2 separate regions of the Homo sapiens genome follow, and region 1 is linked to region 2. A link is a loop called in an ENCODE intact Hi-C map of the cell type or tissue named here. Cell type or tissue: thyroid gland. All regions are shown on one strand. Each heading gives the region's core, and the rest is flanking DNA. Links, peaks and the distances in the headings are about the cores only. Region 1 has its middle 18 kb from the start of CCR4. Region 2 holds the start of CNOT10-AS1 (CNOT10 antisense RNA 1).

The links. Peaks named below come from ENCODE experiments on the same cell type or tissue, not always from the same donor. Only the 100,000 strongest peaks of a DNase experiment are listed, where the experiment ranks them.
Region 1: it touches region 2 in a loop (5-fold over the local background); 76 of 110 quality-filtered maps call a loop at or near these places.

Annotation. Positions count from the first base shown.
Region 1 is chr3:32,928,677-32,939,474 of GRCh38, forward strand. No RefSeq gene overlaps it. Among named protein-coding and RNA genes, the nearest start is that of CCR4, 18 kb to the right of the region's middle. RefSeq lists a silencer at 8,116-8,313. In thyroid gland, for the core only: a CTCF peak has its summit at 5,669 (motif pointing left); no DNase peak of the experiment used is centred there.
Region 2 is chr3:32,731,984-32,742,781 of GRCh38, forward strand. It overlaps CNOT10 (CCR4-NOT transcription complex subunit 10), which reads left to right. Exons shown (of 19, transcript NM_015442.3): 11 at 1,440-1,561; 12 at 2,817-2,993; 13 at 5,427-5,507. CNOT10-AS1 (CNOT10 antisense RNA 1) reads right to left here and starts at 5,474. Exons shown (of 2, transcript NR_046718.1): 1 at 5,416-5,474. In thyroid gland, for the core only: no CTCF peak of the experiment used is centred there; no DNase peak of the experiment used is centred there.

The sequences.
Region 1 (10,798 bases), core at 2,658-7,657, 200 kb after region 2:
CCACTCTGTGGGTTGTCTGTTTACTCTGTTAATTATTTCTTTTGTTGTGTAGAAGCTCTTTAGTTTAGTTAGGTCCTGATATGGTTTGGCTATGTTCCCACCCAAATCTCATCTTGAATTCCCACATGTTGTAGGAGGGACCCAGTGGGAGATAATTGAATCATGGGGGGCAAGTCTTTCCCATGCTGTTCTCAGGATAGTGAATAAGTCTCATGAGATCTGACTTTTTTTTTTTTTTTTTTTTTTTTTTTAAGACAGAGTCTCACTCTGTTGCCAGGCTGGAGTACAGTGGCACGATCTCAGCTCACTGCAACCTCTGCCTCCTGGTTTCAAGCGATTCTCCTGCCTCAGCCTCCAGAGTAGCTGGAACTTCAGGCGCACACCACCCCCACCAGCTAATTTTTGTATTTTTAGTAGAGATGGGGTTTCACCATGTTGGCCAGTATTGTCTCGATCTCTTGACCTTTGGGAGGCTGTTCGCCTCGGCCTCCCAAAGTGCTGGGACTACAGGTGTGAGCCACTGCATACGGCGAGATCTGATCTCTCTCTTATCCCTGCTACCATCCACATAAGACATGACTTGCTCCTCCTTGCCTTCTGTCATGATTGTGAGGCTTCCCCAGCCATGTGGAACTATAAGTCCAATTAAACCTCTTTCTTTTTTTTTTTCTTTTTAAGATGGAGTCTCACTGTGTCATCCAGGCTGGAGTGCAGTGGCGCAATCTAGGCTCACTGCAAGCTCCGCCTCCTGGGTTCATGCCATTCTCCTGCCTCAGCCTCCCAAGTAGCTGGGACTACAGGCACCAACCAGCATGCCTGGCTGATTTTTTTTTTTTTTTTTTTTTGTATTTTTAGTGGAGACAGGGTTTCACCATGTTAGCCAGGATGGTCTCAATCTCCTGACCTCGTGATCCACCCACCTCGGCCTCCCAAAGTCCTGGGATCACAGGCGTGAGCCACTGCGCCCGGCCACCTCTTTCTTTTGTAAATTGCCCTGTCTCAGGTATGTCTTTATCAGCAGCCTGTACTAATAGACTAATACAGTAAATTGGTACCAGTAGAGTGGGGTGTTGCTGAGTAGATACCCAAAAATGTGGAAATGACTTTGGAACTGGGTAACAGGCAGAGATTGGAACAGTTTGGAGGACTCAGAAGAGAGGAAAATGTAGGAATGTTTGCAACTCCCTAAAGACTTGTTGAATGACTTTGACCAAAATGCTGATAATGATGTGGACAATGAAATCCAGGCTAAGGTGGTCTCAGATGGAGATGAGGAAATTTTGGGAACTGGAGCAAAGGTGACTCTTGTTATGTTTTAGCAAAGAGACTGGCAATATTTTGCCTCTGCCCTAGAGATTTGTGGAACTTTGAACTTGAGAGAGATTATTGAGGGTATCTGGCAGAAGAAATTTCTAAGCAGCAAGGCATACAAGAGGTGACTTGGGTGCTATTAAAGGCATTCAGTTTTATAAGGGAAACAGAGCATAAAAGTTCAGAAAATTTGCAGTCTGACAATCCGATAGAAAAGAAAATCCCATATACTGCGAAGAAACTCAAGGCTGCATAAATTTGCATAAGTAACGAGGAACCAAATGTTAATCCCCAAGACAATGGGGAAAATGTCTCCAGGGCATGTCAGAGGTCTTCATGGCAGTCCCTCCCATCAGAGGCCCAGAGGCCTAGGAGGAAAGGATGGTTTTGTGGGCTGGGCCTAAGGTCCCTGTGCTGTGTGCAGCCTAGGGACTTGGTGCCCTATGTCCCAGCCATTCCAGCTGTGGCTGAAAGGGGCCAATGTGGATCTCAGGCCATGGCTTTAGAGGGTATAAGCCCCACCCTTGGCAACCTCCATGTGGTGTTGAGTGCACAGAAGTCAAGAACTGAGGTTTGGGAACCTCTGCCTAGATTTCAGAAAATGTATGGAAATGCCTGTATGTCCACGCAGAAGTTTGCTGCAGGGGTGGGCCTCTCATGGAGAACCTCTGCTAGGGCAGTGTGGAAGGGAAATGTGGGGTCAGAGTCCCCACACAGAATCCCTACTGGGGTACCACCTAGTGGAGCTGTGAGAAGAGGGCCACCAGTCCCCAGGGTCCTCAAGACCCCAGAATGGTAGATCCACTGACAGCTTGCACCATGCGCCTGGAAAAGCCACAGACACTCAATGCCAACCCAGGAAAGCAGCTGGGAGACAGTCTGTACCCCGCAGAGTCACAGGGGCGGAGCTGCTGAAGACCATGGGAACCCACATCTTGCATCAGCATGACCTGGATGTGAGACGTGGTGACAAGGGAGATCATTTTGGAGATTTAAGATTTGACTGCCCCACTGGATTTTGGACTTGCATGGGACCTGTAGCCCCTTTGTTTTGCCCAACTTCTCCCATTTGGAATGGCTGTATTTACCCAATGTCTGTACCTTGACTGTATCTAGGAAGTAACTAACCTGCTTTTGATTTTACAAGCTCATAGGTGGAAGAGACTTGCCTTGTCTCGGATGAGACTTTGGACTGTGGATTGTTGAGTTAATGCTGAAATGAGTTAAGATTTGGGGGACTATTGGGAAGGCACGATTGGTTTTGAAATGTGAGGAGATGAGATTTGGGAGGGGCCAGGGGCAGGATGATATGGTTTGGCTGTGTCCCCACCCAAATCTCATCTTGAATTCCTGTGGGAGATAATTGAATCATGGTGGCAAGTCTTTCCTGTGCTGTTCTCATGACAGTGAATAAGTGTCATGAGATCTCATGGTTTTAAAAAGAGGAGTTCCCCTGCACAAGCTCTCTCTTTTTGCCTGCTGTCATTCATGTAAGACGTGACTTGCTCCTCCTTGCCTTCAGCCATAATTGTTAGGCTTCCCCAGCCATGTGGAACTGTAAGTCCAATTAAACCTCTTTCTTTTGTAAATTGCTCTATCTTAGGTATGTCTTTATCAGCAGTGTGAAAACGGATTAATATAGGTCCCATTTATTTATTTTTGGTTTTGTCACATTTGCTTTTGGGGTGTTAGTCATGAATTCTTTGCCTAGGCCAATGTCCAGAAAAGTTTTCCAATGTTATATTCCAGAATTTTTATGGTTTCAGGTCTTAGATTTAAGTCTTTATACATCTTGAGTTGATTTTTGTATAGGGCGAGAGATGGAGATCCAGTTTCACTCTTTTTTTTTTTTTTTTTTTGAGATGGAGTCTCACTCTGTTGCCCAGGCTGGAGTGCAGTGGCACGATCTCAGCTCACTGCAACCTCCACCCTCCAAGTTCAAGCGATTTTCCTGCCTCAGCGTCCCAAATAACTGAGATTACAAGCACCTGCCACTGGGCCCAGCTGATTTTTTGTATTTTTTTAGTAGAGCTGGGATTTCACCATCTTGGCCAGGCTGGTCTTGAACTCCTGACCTCACGATCCACCCACCTCAGCCTCCCAAAGTGCTAGGATTACAGGTGTGAGCCACTGCGCCTGGCCTCCAGTTTCAGTCTTTTATATGTGGCTTGTCAGTTTTCCCAGCACCATTATTTATTTATTTATTTATTTATTTATTTATTTATTTATTTTAGAGATGGAGTCTTGCTCTGTCACCCAGGCTAGAGTGCAGTGGCGCGATCTCGGTTCACTGCAACCTCTGCCTCCCGGGTTCAAGCAATTCTCCTGCCTCAGCCTCCCAAGTAGCTGGGATTACAGGTGCCCACCACCATACCTGGCTAAGTTTTGTGTTTTTAGTAGAGATGGGGTTTCACCATGTTGGCTAGGCTGGTCTCAAACTCCTGACCTTGTGATCTGCCCACCTCGGCCTGTAATCAAAGTGCTGGGGTTACAGGCATGACTCACCATGCCTGGCCTTCCAGCACCATTTATTGAATAGGGTATCCTTTCTCCAATTTATGTTTTTGTATGGTTTGTTGAAGATCAATTGGCTGTAAGTATTTGGTTTTATTTCTGGGTTCTCTATTCTGTTCCATTGGTCTAAGTGCCTATTTTTATACTAGTCCCAGTAGTACTGGTACTACAGTACTGTAGTCTACAGTCTTGTAGTATAATTTGAAGTCCAGTAATGTGATGCCTCCACATTTGTTCTTTTTGCTTAGGATTGCTTTGGCTATGCAGGCTCTTCTTTGGTTTCATGCGAACTTTAGGGTTGTTTTTCTAGTTCTGTGAGAAATGATGATGATATTTTGTTAGGAATAGCATAAAATCTGTAGTTTGCTTTGGGTAGTATGGTCATTTTCACAATATTACCTTCCCATCCATGAACATGGCATATGTTTCCATTTTTTTGTGTGTCATCTATGATTTCTTTCAGCATGTTTTGTAGTTTTCCTTGTAGAGATCTTTCACCTCCCTTGATTAAGTACACTCCTAGGGTATTGTTTTTGGGTTTTTTTTTTTTTTTTTTTTCAGTTGTTATAAAAGGGATTGAATTCTTGATTTGATTCTCAGTTTGGTCATCGTTGGCATACAGTAGTGCTACTGATTTGTGTACATTAATTTTGTAAACTGAGACTTTATTGAATTTATTAGATCTAGGAGCCTTTTGCATAAGTCTTTAGGGTTTTCGAGGTATACAGTCCTATCATCATCAAGCAATCCTCCCACCTCAGCCTCCCAAAGCAATCCTCACATTTCGGCCTCCCAAAGTGTTGGGATTACAGGCGTGAGCCACTGCCCCTAGCTTATTTTTAATTTGTAAATTTTTTTCTCAAATATTTTCCATTCTTTCTTGGTTGAATTTGAGGATGCAGAACCTGCAGCTGTGATGTCCTGACTGCGCTGAAATATGATGGTTGTCTCAAGAAAAAGTTATTGGGGCCTGGTGCAGTGGCTCACACCTGTAATCTCACCACTTTGGGAGGACAAAGTGGGAGGATTGCTTGAGGCCAGGAGTTTAAGACCAGCCTGGGCAACTTAGTGAGACCCTATCTCTACCAAAAATAAAAGAAATTAGCTGTGCATGGTGGCATGTGCCTGTAGTCCCAGCTACTTGGGAGTCAAAGGTCGGGGAATTGCTTGAGCCTGGGAGGTCAAGGCTGCAATAAGCCATGAAAGAAAGCACCACTGCACTCCAGCCTGGGTGACAGAGCAAGACTCTGAAAAAAAAAAAGAAAGAAAGAAAAGAAAGGAAGGAAGGAAGAAAGGAAGAAAGGGAGAAAGAAAAAGTTCTTGGATAGGCTGGGCACGGTGGCTCACGTCTGTAATCCCAGCACTTTGGGAGGCCGAGGCAGGCGGATCACGAGGTCAAGAGTTCGAGACCAGCCTGACCAACATAGTGAAACCCTGTCTCTGCTAAAAATACAAAAATTAGCTGGGCGTAGTGGCGCGTGCCTGTAATCCCAGCTACTTGGGAGGCTGGGGCAGGAGAATCGCTTGAACCTGGGAGGTGGAGGTTGGTTGCAGTGAGCCAAGATCGCACCACTGCATTCCAGCCTGGGTGACAGAGCGAGACTCTTGTCTCAAAAAAAAAAAAAGAAAAAAGAAAAGAAAAAGTTCTTGGATAATTTAAGTTGTGAGCTGAAGTAGCATTTATTTTGTGGAATTCTTTTATATAGTTAAAAATATTTTCTGAAATGAAATGTTGTCTGTGAGTTTTAAAGGCAAAATTGTAAATTTATCATGAAATCAATTTTCTAAATACTGGTCAATATAAATTGGAAAATGCTGCTGTACCTGCTGCCATCTGCTGGCAGGTTTCATTTCCCTAAAACAGCAATTTTCAAAGTGTGGTCTATGGATCCTGGGGGGAATGGGGGGAAAGAGGTCCCTGAGATCCCTTCCTGAGTATCCATGATATCAAAACTGTATTCCTAATAATACTATAACTTTATCTTTTTCACTCTGTTGATATTTGCTCTGATGGCGGGCAAAACCACTGAGGATCTTTGGACAAATCAAGGCACAACCACCAAACTGAACTTAAAAATGTACTTTCTTCACTGCTGTGCACTCCCAGAACCAGTTTCACTTAATAATGTCCTTGCAGGGCCAGGTGCGGTGGCTCACACCTATAATACCAGAACTTCGGGAGGCCGAGGCGGGAGAATCACTTGAGACCAGGAGTTCAAGACCATCCTGGTCAACCTAGCAAGACCCCATCTCTATAAAAAATAAATTCAAAAAAAAATTAGCTGGGTGTGGTGGCACGCACCTGTAGTCCTTAGCTATTTGGCAGGTTGAGGCAGGAGGATCTTTTGAGCCCAGGAGTTCAAGGTTACAGTGAGCTATGATTGTGCCACTGCACTTCAGCCTGGGTGACAGAGCAAGACTTTGTCTGTAATAATAATAATGATAATAGGCCGGGAGCGGTGGCTCACGCCTGTAATCCCAGCACTTTGGGAGGCCGAGGCGGGTGGATCACGAGGTCTGAAGATCAAGACCATCCTGGCTAACACGGTGAAACCCCTCTCTACTAAAAAATACAAAGCATTAGACGGGCGTGGTGGCGGGCGCCTGTAGTCCCAGCTACTCGGGAGGCTGAGGCAGGAGAACGGCGTGAACCCAGCAGGCGGAGCTTGCAGTGAGCCAAGATCGCGCCACTGCACTCCAGCGACAGAGCAAGACTCCATCTCAAAAAAATACATATATATAATAATAATGATAATAATCTCTTTGATAAAGTAGGAAAAAGTAATTTTTTTATCTCTACCCTTGAATTCACATGGAACTCCATTTTGCTTGAAAAAATGACAAACCATATATGATTCTTCTTTTTTTTTTTTTTTGATATAGGGTCTGGCTCTGTCACCCAGGCTGGAGTACAGTGGTGGGATCTTGGCTTACTGCAGCCTCTGCCTCCAGGGCTCAAGTGATCCTCCTTCTTCAGCCTCCTGAGTAGCTGGGACTACAGGCATGCACCACGACGCCTGGCTAATTTTTGTATTTTTTGTAGAGATGGAGTTTTCCCATGTTGTCCAGGCTGGCCTTGAACTCCTGGGCTCAAGCAATCCACCTGCCTTGGCCTCTCAAAATGTTGGGATTACAGGCATGAGCCACTGCACCGGGCCCCTTTATGATTCTTTAAACAAGGTGTTTGGTAGATATTTTATTGAAAATAAATAAAATAAGCTTGTGATTTCAAGTGAAACAACTGATAATGTTTGTCGCCACTGGTAAAATTTGAGCTTTCAAGCAAAAATTATACTTTAAGAAAATTTGTATTTGTTATCATGAATATGACCACTTGCCAGGAAGAATTTTCTGATGAGATCAGTGTGACATTACTGAATCCCATACGGTAGGCAGAATAATGGCCCCCAAGGGTGTCCATGTTCTAATCCCCAGAACCAGTGAATGTGTTTCTCTACATTCCAAAGGAACCTGGGTTAGGTGTAATAACAAGGGTCCTTGTAAAAAGAAGGCATGAGTTAAGAGAGGAGAGAAGATGCTACATTGCTGGCTTTAAAGACGGAGGAAGAGGCCATGAACCAAGGAATGTAGGTGGCCACTGGAAGCTGGAAAAGACAAGGAAACAGATTCTTCCCTAGAACCTCTAGAAGGAACCAGCCCTACTAACACCCAGAGAAACTGATTTCTGATTTCTGCCTGCCAGACTGTAAGATGGTAAATTAACGTTCTTTAAGCCACTGAATTTTGTAGTGGTTGTTTGTTACAACAGTAACAAAAAACTCTTACAGTGAGGTTTTGATATTGCATAATGAAATGTGAAAAATTTCACATTTTTCTTAAATCTCACAATTCAACTTGACTGAACCTTAACCAAATTGATCCCACTTCTCAATTATATGCAAGTAGGATCATTTACCAGCACTCAGTAATTAATGACATATCTCTTTTCCTTTTTTTAATAAAACCAGGAGACCCAAAGAAATACATCTTGGAATTTTTAACAATGTGTTCATGTCTCATACAGGAAATGAGCCTGGATCCTAAAACGATGGTAGATGATGGGTTTTATAATTGAGACAAACTGTTGTGCCATGGATATATTTTATTACACGAACTGATTACATCTGCTTGTTGTGTGTTGTAAATATTGTTCACATAAGTGATTTTGGTTCTCAAAGGTATGTGTATACTTAGGCACACACATAGAAACACACTGTGGTTTGATGAGATGTTCCTGTTATCATTTTTGTGATATTTTGTTATATAAAGTTATAAATATTTTCAGAGAAAGAAAAAGTTATTTTGTTTAAGTATCATTAATATTACATGAAAAAAATACGTATTTTTTGAGACGAAGTCTTGCTCTGTTGCCCAGGCTGGGGTGCAATGGCACGATCTCGGCTCAATGCAACCTCTGCCTCCTGGGTTCAAGTGATTCTCCTGCCTTAGCCTCCTGAGTAGCTGGGATTACAGTCATGTGCCACCATGCCCGGCTAATTTTTTTATTTTTAGTGGAGATGAGGTTTTACCATGTTGGCCAGGCTGGTCTCCAACTCCTGACCTCAGGTGATCCACCCACCTTGGCCACCCAAAGTGCTGGGATTACAGGCGTGAGCCACTGCACCTGGCCTTTGAAAATATTTTGAATCAAAATAAATTAAGTTTCAGCCAGGCACATGGCTCATTACTGTAATTCCAGAACTTTGGGAGGCCAAGACAGGAGGATTAGTTGAGCCCAGGAAGTTTGAGTTTGCAATGAGCTGTGATTGCACCACTGTACTCCAGCCTGGGTGACACAGATACTGTCTCTCTAAAAAAGCTTTTTAAAAACTAAATTTCACATTAAGTATCACTTATCTTGGAATGTTCTTTGGAATGTCCAAATGTCCAAATGCAGTGAGAGAACCACAGTGACAATGTTCAGCCATTCATATTTCATTTCCCTCTCCACACTGACATCTGGCACTTAGGAAGGCTTAGTACATCCCAGCCCTTAACCCTGTGGTGCTAATATTTACGCAGGGTCAGTGGCTGAGTGTTGATGTGGGAGTGTCCAGGAAATGACAGGGGCTAAAGGAGGCTGGGGGAGAGGGATGAGGGGAGGAAAAGGATATCTACTCCCAAGGGATGGGAGAGACAGTATTTGACACCCGAGGACTCTGAGGAAGGAGTAATCCTAAGGGGCTGGCCCTGGGTTTCTTCTACTGTTTCTAAACAGGCTCACTTTTCTTTGTTGAAAGCCTGGGTTTTGCAGTTTATGGCCCCACTATTTGGCTCAACATGGTGCTATTATTTTTTTCTTTTTTTTCTTTTTTGAGACAGGGTCTCACTCTGTCACACAGGCTGGAGTGCAGCGGCACGATCTCGGCTCACTGCAACCTCCACCTCCCGAGTCCAAGCGATTCTTATACCTCAGCCTCCCTAGTAGCTAGGACTACAGGCATGCCACCACGCCCGGCTAATTTTTTGTATTTTTAATAGAGATGGAGTTTCACCATGTTGGCCAGGCTGGTCTCATACTCCTGACCTCAAATGATCTGGCCGCCTCGGCCTCCCAAAGTGCTGGGATTACAGGCATGAGCCACCACACCGAGCCAGTGCTATTATTTTCTGACAGTTTTTCCTTCTCTTTTTACGCTAGACCAAAAAAAACATGGCAGCAACAGATCATGGTGCGCCTCCGCAGTCTCTGCCAGTTGCCACAGCCACCTCCTGCCTCCACAGGTCCCACCCAAGGATTCTCAGAGGTGCAGGAATGAGATTTCTTTCCAGCTCCCTTCCTGGTGGTGGCTCCTCATGTCACACAGAAATAGTTACCACCACGCTGTGGGAACTATTTCTCTATAGTAAAATTCCCTGTGATATTTTCTTTTCCCTATTATCCTTTCGTAGACAACATGGCAGTATTAAAATTGTTTATATTCTTCAAATATATGCACCTGTGTTTATATATGTTGTGTTTCCAATCGTGTTTAACAGAGAAGGGATGGATTCTTAGGTCAGGAGGGAGAAAGAATCTCATCCAGGGCTGACTGAAAAGTAGGAGGAAACTGGTTATTCCAGAGACAGGATTTGATAGTTTGTATACAGGTAGGTGGGTAGGTGGTTGTTGGTGCAGAGAATATATCCTAAAGAATTGCATCCTTGGGTGATGAGACATTTTGGTATTAGTGATTATGGAAGAGGCAGCTCTCTTCTGGCCTTTAACATACTCGTTTTTTGTTTTTTGTTTTTTTTTTTTTTGAGACAGAATTTCACTCTTGTTGCCCAGGCTGGAGTGCAACGGTGTGATCTCAGCTCACTGCAACCTCCACCTTCCGAGTTCAAGTGATTCTCCTACCTCAGCCTCAGGAAAGTAGCTGAAATTACAGGCGCCCGCCACCACTCCCAGCTAATTTTTGTATTTTTAGTAAAGACGGGTTCACCATGTTGGCAGGGCTAGTCTCAAACTCCTGATCTCAGGTGATCCACCTGCCCGTCTCCCAAAGTGCTGGGATTACAGGAATGAGCCACCGTGCCTGGCCCGTACTTATTTATTAATATAAACAAATTAATAATCAGACTTATAATTTAGTTATATATTTATGTTAGTTTCCCAAAGGGCTAATTTTACACAATGAGGCTTCAGTCTGGGGAGTAGGACATTATTTGGGGCTTAAAAAAAGAAAAAAAGATGGTCAATCTATCTCTGGAATATTGAAGTTCATTTCTGGATACTTTATTCTGTATCCATGGTTTTATCCCTGCACCAATACCACCAATACCAATCAGGTTGTTAGTTTTTGTTATTGTTTTTGAGTTGTAGAAGTTCTTTATCTATTTTGAATATTAACCTCTTGTTGGATATATGATTTGCAAATATTTTCTCCCATAGCATCCAACCCCTTGAAACTCTGTCTCAAAAAAACAAAACACACACACACACAAACACACACACACACACACAAACGAGTATGTGAAAGCCCAGAAGAGA
Region 2 (10,798 bases), core at 2,630-7,629:
CAGGAGAATTGCTTGAACCTGGGAGGCGGAGGTTGCAGTGAGCCGAGATTGTGCCACTGCACTCCTGCCTGGGTGACAGAGTGATACTCCATCTCAAAAAAATAAATAAATAAAAGATTTTTTCTGGCTGGGCGCGGTAGCTCACACCTGTAATCTCAGTACTTTGGGAGGCCGAGGCGGGCGGATCACTTGAGGTCAGGAGTTTGAGACTAGCCTGGCCAATGTGGTGAAACCCCATCTCTACTAAAATACAAAAATTAGCCAGGTGTGGTGACAGGCGCCTGTAATCCTAGCTACTCGGGAGGCTGAGGCAAGAGAATCACTGGAACTCAGGAGGTGAAGGTTGCAGTGAGCCGAGACAACACCGCTGCACCCAAGCCTAAAGAAAAATTTTCCAGCCTCAGCAACTTGGCAAAACCCTGTCTCTAAAAAAAATAAATAGAAAAATTAGCCAGTCATGGTGGCACACACCTGTACCTGTAGTCCCAGCTACTTGGGAGGCTGAAGCAGGAGGATCACTTGAGCCCAGGAGGCCGAAGTTGCAGTGAGCCGAGATCATGCCACTGTACTCCATCCTGGGCAACAGAGCCAGACCTTGTCTTAAAAAAGAAAAAAAAGAAAGGAAAAAAAAAAAGGTAGATACAGGGGGGTCTCACTATGTTGCCCAGGCTGGTCTCACACTCCTGGTTTCAAGTGATCCTCCTGCCTTAGCTTCCCAAAGGGCTGGGATTACGGGCATGAACCACTGCACCCAACCAAATTAGAGACTTAGAATGAAGGGGGATCATTAATCAAATTATCACTGTGAGCTCTGTAGTGAGATAATACATCTTAATCAAATATCCTAAAGTACTATGTATGTGTAAGTAGCTTTTATTATTTTCAGTTTAATGTTTATTCATTTGGTTTGGGGATTTTAATTTCCTAGAAGGCAAGTATTGTGTCCATGTAAATTTTTACCACGTACAGCTTATTAAAGTTTATATATTGTTGACAATGTAATTAATACTTTGAATTAAGAAGGAAATGATCTGTGTTTAGGAAGTGGAGCGACTTCCTTTTTCTTTTACACTATTTTGGGCTCTCTTATTTTCCTTACTCTGATGTCAAAGTACCTGTAACATGTAGCATGGTACTGGAGGTCTAGAATATTCTAAGTAAATGATTCTAAATAAATTATTGGGACATAATTGAATTGGATTTTGTTCGTAGAATTTTCTCCAATCTCATGTAAACAAAATGTAGCACATATCCCAGATTTTCAGCCTTATATACTTTTTCCACTAATACCAAACATGTTTCCATTATCACCAAAAAAAGTCCTCATTGACTTTAAGAACTTTCTTAAATTTAGAGTAATTGTGAGAGATATTCCCTCATTTTTTATACCACATCTTACAATTCCCTTAAATTTATTGGAAATTATTTGTATTTTGTAGACTTCTGAACAAGAAACTAAAGGCCTTCCCAGCAAAAAAGGAATTGTACAGTCTATTGTTGGTCAAGGCTATCATCGTAAAATAGTTTTGGCATCACAGTCTATACAGAATACTGTTTATAAGTAAGTATTTTGCAAAGAAAAAGTGTATATATATTTAATACTAGTTTACATAATGTTACTTATATATAAAAGTATGATTAGGATTTATCATTGCATAGGAGGAACCACTTTGTAACTAGATTTTATTGCTATTTCAACAAACAGACCCTCATGTATAGGTCCATAGTGAATGTTATCTAACATGATTTTGGTTTATTACATCCATGGGTGCTGCAATTATTGATGGCCTAGGAAACCCTAGTCTGTTCAGTGCCATTATTAAGAATGTCCAGAAGAGGGCATCTTGGTATTTCCTTTTTATGTACTTTTGGTTATCATTGATACTTTTCATTTGGGTATTTTCTTATAGTCCCTAGGACTGAAAATACATGAAAGGGAATTCTTACTATTCAGAGAAAAAAGGTGTATTAAAACATAAAGCAACCAAAGCAGTATAGAAGCTGTCACATGTATAATCTTCATTTGACAATTTGGAATTGCCATTATTTGTAAAGTGGCAAACTTTGCAAATAATTAGCTGCCTTAATTTGTTTTTGTCAAAGAAGAAAATTGTTCTCTACCATTTAAAAGTTTTTCCACAGTTTAAAAAATATCTGATACACAATAATTTAGTCTTAATTTAGTTAAACTATAATGCAAGAATATTTTTTAAAACTATTATGATAAAGCATTTCAAAGTTTTAAAGCAATTTCAAAGTTGTTACTACTTTTCAAAATTTTATTTTTCTCTAGTAAAGATTCTCTTTGGGTATATCAAACCAACAGAAAGTTGTATAAAATGTCAATGAAATTATAAGACAAAAAGTAATGTTGGTGTTTCAAAGTGTATAGAGGCATTTTTGAAAGCAAGGATCAACCAAAGTAAGGCTCAAACGTGAAAATCTGTTTTCTTCCCTTTCGTCCCATTCTTAGTATACCTCTCCTTGCCCTCATTACAGTTGCCCTTGTCTGCAGTTTCTCTAGTATGTTAACATTAACATTGTGATATACATCAAATTATCTCTTCTCCTTGGTCTCATTCCTAGAGACACAGTGTATGTAATTTATATACTTGCAATCCATTATTTATACTATTTACAACCTATACTTAGGATTTGGGTTCTTTAGCATGCTTTTATAACTGCTTATATTAAAATTTCTACCTATCAAAAGGCATAGCTTTCATTTATAATCAATTGGTTTTATTCCTCATAATAAAAGAGCCTTATTTTAAAATATTTTATCCACTTAGCTAATTTGGTTTTGTTCTTTTAAGTGATGGGCAGTCTTCGGCCATTCCTGTAGCCAGTATGGAGTTTGCAGCCATATGTCTCAGAAATGCCTTGTTGCTGCTACCTGAAGAACAGCAAGATCCAAAGCAGGAAAATGGGGCTAAAAATAGTAATCAATTAGGTGGGAACACAGAGAGCAGCGAAAGCAGTGAAACTTGCAGGTATTCTAATCCTTGTGACCTCCTTTGGCAAAATCCTTTCAGGACTTCTTTAGTAAACCCTTTGTTCTTTAAGTAAATTCCTAAAATCTTCAACCTGAATTTCTGAAATTCTGTTTTGCGTAACAAGAAAGGAAAGTATTTATGTTTCTGAGTCTTTCTGGAAGAGAGAAATAAGGTGAAGGCTAAGTTAGGAGAGATCCTTGAAAAAGAAAAGTAGAAAGTAGCAGCTTTGGCCGGACGCAGTGGCTCATGCCTGCCTGTAAAAGGCTGAGGCAAGAAAATTGCTTGAACCCAGGAGGCAGAGGTTGCAGCGAGCCGAGATTGTGCCACTGCACTCCAGCTTTGGCGACAGAGTGAGACTTCATCTCAAAAAAGAAAGTAGCAGCTTTTCATTGACAAGAGGGATATTTGTAAGAAGTCCTGTTGTCAGACAGCTTTAAAAAAAATTTGGCCAGGTGTGGGGGCTCACGCCTGTAATCCCAGCACTTTGGGAGGCCAAGATGGGTAGATCACTTGAGGTTAGGAGTTCAAGACCAGCTGGCCAACATGGTGAAACCCCGTCTCTACTAAAAATACAAAAATTAGCTGGGCGTGGTGGTGGGCACCTATAATCCCCACTACTGGGAAAGCTGAGGCAAGAGAATTACTTGAACCCGGGAGGCAGAGGTTGCAGTGAGCCACGATCATGCCACTGCACTCCATCCAGCCTGGTGACAGAATGAGACTCCATCTCAAAAAAACAGAAAATTTATTAAAATAAACACTTGACTCCTAAAGCTGCTTATTTCTTATTATCCTCTGTCTATCCTCTTAATATACTATAATCACTAACCTCCAGAATATTTTTGTATATTTCTGGTTTTCTAGTATAAATTCAAAATTATGCAAATCTAGGCAGGGTGCTGGAGGAGGCCAAGAGTTCAAGTCTAGTCTGGGCAGCATAGCAAGACCCCATCTCTTCAAAAAAATTAAAAATAAGTAAATAAAAATTATGTGACTATAGAAATTGGGAGAACTTTTGGTAAGGACAAAACACATACCATTATATATAGGGAATTCAGCTTTTTTCTTTCTTTCTTTTCTTTTGTTTTCTTTTTGTTTTGTTTTTTGTTTGTTTGTTTGTTTTTGAGACAGAGTCTCCCTCTGTCACCCAGGCTGGAAAGCAGTGGCACGATCTCAACTCACTGCAACCTCCACCTCACAGGCTCAAGCGATTCTCCTGCCTCAACCCCCTAAATAGCTGGGATTATAGGCCCAGCGCCACTATGCCCGGCTAATTTTTGTATTTTTAGTAGAGATAGGGTTTTGCCATGTTGTCCAGGATGGTCTTGAACTCCTTACCTCAAGTGATCCTCCCTCCTCGGCCTCCCAGAGTGCTGAGATTGCAGGCATGAGCCACTACACCCAGCTGGAAATTCTGCTTTTTATACATGGCATCGTTAAACTTACATCTCCCATCCCAGCATTTTTTCTTGATTATAATAGCAATCAATACATATTTACTATAGAAAATTTGGGCCAGGCATGGTGGCTCACACCTGTAATCCCAGTGCTAAGGGAGACCAAGGCTGAAGGATTGCTTGAAGCTAGGAGTTCGAAGCTAGCCTGTCCAACATAATGAGACCCCATCTCTACAAGAAATAAAAAAATTAGTTGAGTGTGGTGCCAGGCACCATTAGTACCAGCTACTTGGGAGGCTGGTGTAGGAGGATCGCCTGAGCCCAGGAGTTTGAAGCTGCAGTGAGCTATGATCATGCCACACTGCACTCCAGCCTGGGCAACAGTCTCAAAAACCCAGTCTCAAGAAAAGGCAGGGGTTGAGGGGTCAGGGTAATTAGAATAATGAGAAATGCGCGAAAATATTCAGTTATTTCCCTTTTGTAGTAAAGATACTGTTTTCAGTTAGAGATTTTTTAAAGCAGTATTGGAGGGGTGGGGGCAGTGGGGGAAGAAACTAATATACAATATAGCTTTAACATGTTAGTGTTACCAAATTACTAAGTATTTCCATTGTTTAACTCTTTTACACTTTTGTTGTAAAAAGTTACATGGGAGGCCGGGCGAGGTGAGACACCTCTGTAAATCCTAGCACTTTGGGAGGCCAAGGCAGGTGGATCACCTGAGGTCGGGAGTTCGAGACCAGCCTTGCTAACATGGTGAAACCCCGTTTCTACTAAAAATACAAAAAATTAGCTGGGCGTGGTGGTGTGCGCCTGTAATCCCAGCTACTTGGGAGGCTGAGGCGGGAGAATCACTCAAACCTGGGAGGCAGAGGTTGCAGTGAGTTGAGATCGTGCAATTGCACTCCATCCTGAGCGACGAGCAAAACTCTGTCTCAAAAAAAAAGTTGGGAGTAAGGACAGGGAAACAAAATTTTACGTTTAATTATTTATTTGTTGCTCTTCATAATTAAGACTCTTACCTCTATTTTAGCAGTAAAAGCCATGATGGAGATAAATTCATTCCAGCTCCACCTTCTTCTCCATTGAGAAAACAGGAATTAGAAAACTTAAAGTGAGTATCTAAACAAAATTAGCATTGCATCTATTGAAATGAACATATTCATGGCTGGGCACAGTGGCTCATACCTCTAATCCCAGCACTTTGGGAGGCCGAGGCTGGTGGATCACTAGGTCAGGAGTTCGAGACCAGCCTGGCCAAGATAGTGAAACCCTGTCTGTACTAAAAATACAAAAATTAACCGGGCGTGGTGGCAGGCGCCTGTAATCCCAGTTACTTGGGAGGCTGAGGCAGGAGAATTGCTTGAACCCGGGAGGCGGAGGTTGCAGTGAGTGTGCCACTGCACTCTAGCCTGAGCAACTCTGTCTCAAAAAAAAAAAGAACACATTCTTTTTTATCTTGTTGATACTGTTAATATGATGAATTACACTGATCAAATGTTAAACCAATCTTTCAATCTTGTGATAAACCCTACTTGGTCAGAATGTATTTTCTTTTGTATAAATTTTTAGATTTGATTTGTTAATACTTTGTTGGGAATAAGTGCTTCTATATCCGTGAGGAAGATTGGTCCATACTTTTCTTTCCTAGAAATGATTTTGTCAGATTTGGTTTCAGGATTATGCTGACCATATAAATGAGTTGAGAAGTGCTTCATCTTCCTCTGTTTTCTGCAAGAGTCTGTGTAAGATAGGTATTACTCATGGACACAAAGAGGGGAACAACGGGCGCTAAGGCCTCCTGGAGGGTGGAGGGTGGTAGAGGATCAGAAAAAATAACTATTGGGTACTAGGCTTAGTACCTGGGTGACAAAATAATCTGTACAACAAACCCCCATGACACAAGTTTACCATATAACAAACCTGCACATGTAGCCCTGAACTAATAAAAAGGACAGGTATTACTTCTTCCTTAAGTATTTGATAGAATGCACCAGTGAAACCATCTAGCCTAGGATTTTCTTTGCAGGAAGATTTTTGATAATGAATTCAACTTGTTCAACAACACTTTTTTCAGATTTTATATTTCTTTTTTTTTTTTTTTGAGATGGATTCTCGCTCTGTCTCCCAGGCTGGAGTGCAGTGGCGCGATCTCGGCTCACTGCAAGCTCCGCCTCCTGGGTTCACACCATTCTCCTGCCTCAACCTCCCGAGTAGCTGGGACTACAGGCGCCTGCCACCACACAGGGCTAATTTTTTGTATTTTTAGTAGAGACAGGGTTTCACCGTGTTAGCCAGGATGGTCTCGATCTCCTGACGTCGTGATCCACCCACCTCGGCCTCCCAAAGTGCTGGGTTTACAGGCGTGAGCCACAGCATCCGGCCTGTATTTCATCTTATCTCAGTTTGGTTAAGTTTTATTTTTCAAGGAATTTTCTAAGTTGTCAAATTTATTGGCATAACATTGTTCATAATATTTTTTTTACCTTTTTAATGTCTGTAGAATCTGCAGTTATACCTCTATTTTCTTTCTTTTTTTTTTTTTTGAGTTGGAGTTTTACTCTCTGTCCCAGGGTGGAGTGCAGTGGTATGATCTCGGCTCACTGCAACCTCTGCCTACCAGTTTCAGGCGATTCTCCTGCCTCAGCTTCCTAAGAAGCTGGGATTACAGGTGCCTGCTAGCACGCCTGGCTAAATTTTTGTGTTTTTAGTAGAGACGGGGTTTTACCATGTTAGCCAGGCTGGTCTCGAACTCCTGACCTCAGGTGATCCACCCGCCTCAGCCTCCCAAAGTTTTGGGATTACAGGCATGAGCCACTGCGCCCGGCCAGTTTTCATTTGTGATATTTGTGGGATCTCTTGCTTTCTCTCCTTTCTTCCCTAAGCAATCCTGCTAGCAATTTACATATTGGATTGATGTTTTCAGAGAATAGACTTCTACTTCATTTTCTGTTTTCTATTTCGTTTCTGCTCTTTATTTTATTCTTCTACTAACTCTGGTTTATTTTGCTCTTTTTTTAACTTCTTATGCTGGTCACTGATTTTTAGATAAAGGTCCTTTTCTACACAGTTCCCTTTAAGCCTGCTGTGACTTCCTTCCACAAACAGTTATGTTTTATTTGTTTATTTCACTCCATAGTGTCTTTTTTTTCAAAATTAAACTTCATTTAGAGACGATTGTAGATTCACATAATAGTCTAAAAAGTAATACAGATACCTGGGCAACATGGTGAGACCCTGTCTCTAAAAAAATCAAAAAATTAGGCCAGGTGCAGTGGCTCATGCCTGTGATCCCAGCACATTGGTGGGCTGCAGAGGCAGGCAGATCAGCTGAGGTCAGGAGTTCGAGATCAGCCTAGCCAACATGGTGAAACCCCATCTCTCCTAAAAATACAAAAGTTGGCCAGGTGTGGTGGCGGGTGCCTGTAATTCCAGCTACTTGGGAGGCTGAGGCTGGAGAATCACTTGAGCCCAGGAGGCAGAAGTTGCAGTAAGCCAAGACCGCGCCGTTGCACTCCAGCCTGGGCAACAAGAGTGAAACTCCGTCTCGAAAGAAAAAAAGAAAAAAAATTATCTGGGCGTGATGTTGCATGCCTGTGGTTCCAGGTAGCTGGCAGGCTGAGGTGGGAGGATCACTTTAAGCCCTGGAGGTCATGGCTGCAGTAAGCTGTGATTGTACCATCAAACTCCAGCAAGGATGACAGATCGAGGCTCTGTCTCTAAAAATAAAAAATAATACAGAGACCTCATCTACCCTCTACCCAGTTTTCTCAAAGGCAACTTCTTACAGAACTTTAGTACATGCTGGGTGCGGTGGCTCATGCCTGTAATCCCAGCCCTTTGGGAGGCCGAGGTGGGCGGATCACGAGGTCAGGAGTTCAAGACTAGCCTGACCAATATGGTGAAACCCCATCTCTACTAAAAATACAAAAATTAGCTGAGTGTGGTGGCGTGTGCCTGTAGTCCCAGCTATTCGAGAGGCTGAAGCAGGGGAATCGCTTCAACCGGGGAGGCGGAGGGAGGTTGCAGTGAGCCAAGATCGTGCTATTGCCTAGACAACAGACTCTGTCTCAAAACAAAAAAAGAACTTTAGTACAATATCACAGTCAAGATATTGACATTGATACAGTAAAGATACAGAACTTTTTTTGTTTTACAATATTTTCATTACATTCAATTTCTTAAAATTTTTTTAAAATTTTGTGGCTGGGCGCGGTGGCTCATGCCTGCAATCCCAGCACTTTGGGAGGCCGAGGCGGGTGGATCACAAGGTCAGGAGATCGAGACCATCCTAGCTAACACGGTGAAACCCTGTCTCTATTAAAAATACAAAAAATTAGCCGGGCGTGGTGGCGGGCGCCTGTAGTCCCAGCTACGCGGGAGGCTGAGCCAGGAGAATGGCGTGAACCTGGGAGACGGAGCTTGCAATAAGCCGAGATCGCACCACTGCACTCCAGCCTGGACGACAGAGCGAGACTCCGTCTTAAAAAAAAAAAAAAAAAAAATTTGTGTAGGTGTGGGGTCTTGATGTCCTGCCCAAGCTGATCTCAAACTTCTGGCCTCAAGCAATCCTCCCACCTTGGCCTCCCAAAGCACTGGGATTATAGTTGTGAGCCACCGTGCCTAACCCAGAACATTTTTATTACTACGAAAGATCCCTCATATTGCCCTCTTATAGCCATACCCACTTCCACTCCTGCTCCTGCCCCTTATTTAACCCTTGGTTACGACTAATCTCTTTTTAATTTCTATAATTTTGTCTTTCAAAAATGTTATATAAATGGAATCATACAGCATGTAACCTTTTGGGATTGATTTTTTTCATTCAGTATAATTCTTGGAAAATTCATTTAAGTTTGCTGAGTAAATCAATTGTTGTTCCTTTTTATTGGTGAGTATTATTCCATGGTATGATTGTACCTCAGTTTAATCATTCACCTTTTGTAGGACATCTAGCTTTATTCCATTCCAGTTTGGGGCTGTTACAAATAAAGCTGCTAGAAATATTCACAGGTATTTATGTGCACATAAATCTTTGTCTCTCAGGATGAACGTCCAACAGTGCTGCATAGTAGGGGAGTTACATGTCTAATATTTTAAGAAACTGCCAAGGCCAGGCGTGGTGGCTCACGTCTGTAATCCCAGCACTTAGGGCGGCCGAGGCGAGCGGATCACGAGGTCAGGAGTTCAAGACCAGCCTGGCCAACATAGTGAAACCCTGTCTATACTAAAAATACAAAAAATTAGCCAGGCATGGTGGCGTGCACCTGTAGTCCCAGCTACTCTGGAGGCTGAGGCAGGAGAATCGTTTGAACCCAGGAGGCAGAGGTTGTGGTGAGCCGAAATCGTGCCACTGCCCCCCAGCCTGGGCGACAGAGCGAGACTCCGTCTCAAAAAAAAAAAAAAACAGAAGAAAAGAAACTGCCAAACTCTTTTAACAGAGTGACTATACCATTTTACATTCCCACCAGTGATGTATGAGTGATCCAGTTTCTTTACCACAATATTTCTTATTTTCTTTTTTAAAAAAATTTATTTTTTCATCACATACTTGTTTTGATATTTGTGTGTGTTGTAGGTTTTTATTTTATTTTTTATTTTATTTTATTTTATTTTTTTGCCAGGCTGGAGTGCAATGGCATGACCTCGGCTCACTGCAACCTCCGCCTCCTGGGTTCAAGCAGTTCTCCTGCCTCAGCCTCCCGAGTAGCTAGGACTACAGATGTGTACCACCACGTCCAGCTAATTTTTGTATTTTTAGTAGAGACGGGGTTTCACCATGTTGGCCAGGATAGTCTCTTGACCTCGTGATCCACCGACCCCGGCCTCCCAAAGTGCTGGGATTACAGGCATCCCAGCACCTGGCCTGTTATAGGCACTTTTTACTTTACTCATTCTAATAGGGAAGTAAGATGTGTAGTGCTATCTCATTGTGATTTTTATTTGCATTTCTCTAATGAACTTCTTTTCATGTGGTATAGCTTTTTGTTTTGTTTTGGTGTGTTGTCATTGTTGCCGTTGTTCTGAGACAGTCTTGCTGTGTTGCCCAGGCTGGAGTGCAATGGAAGGAACTCAGCTCACTGCAACCTCCGCCTCCCAGGTGCAAGCGACTCTCATGCCTCAGCCTCCTGAGTAGCTGAGATTACAGGCATGTGCCACCACACCCGGCTAATTTTTGTATTTTTGGTAGAGATGGGGTGTCACCATGTTGGTCAGGCCGGTCTCAAACTCCTGAGCTCAAGTGATCTGCCCGCCTCAGCCTCCCACAGTGCTGAGATCATAGGCGTGAGCCACCGCATCTGTCCTTTACCAGTAATTTTGTAGTCTGTAAACTGCTCTGTACCTTACTTTGTTCCCATATCAGCACAAACCTTTGTTTCACTCTTTCTCATGGGTGCCTAGAGT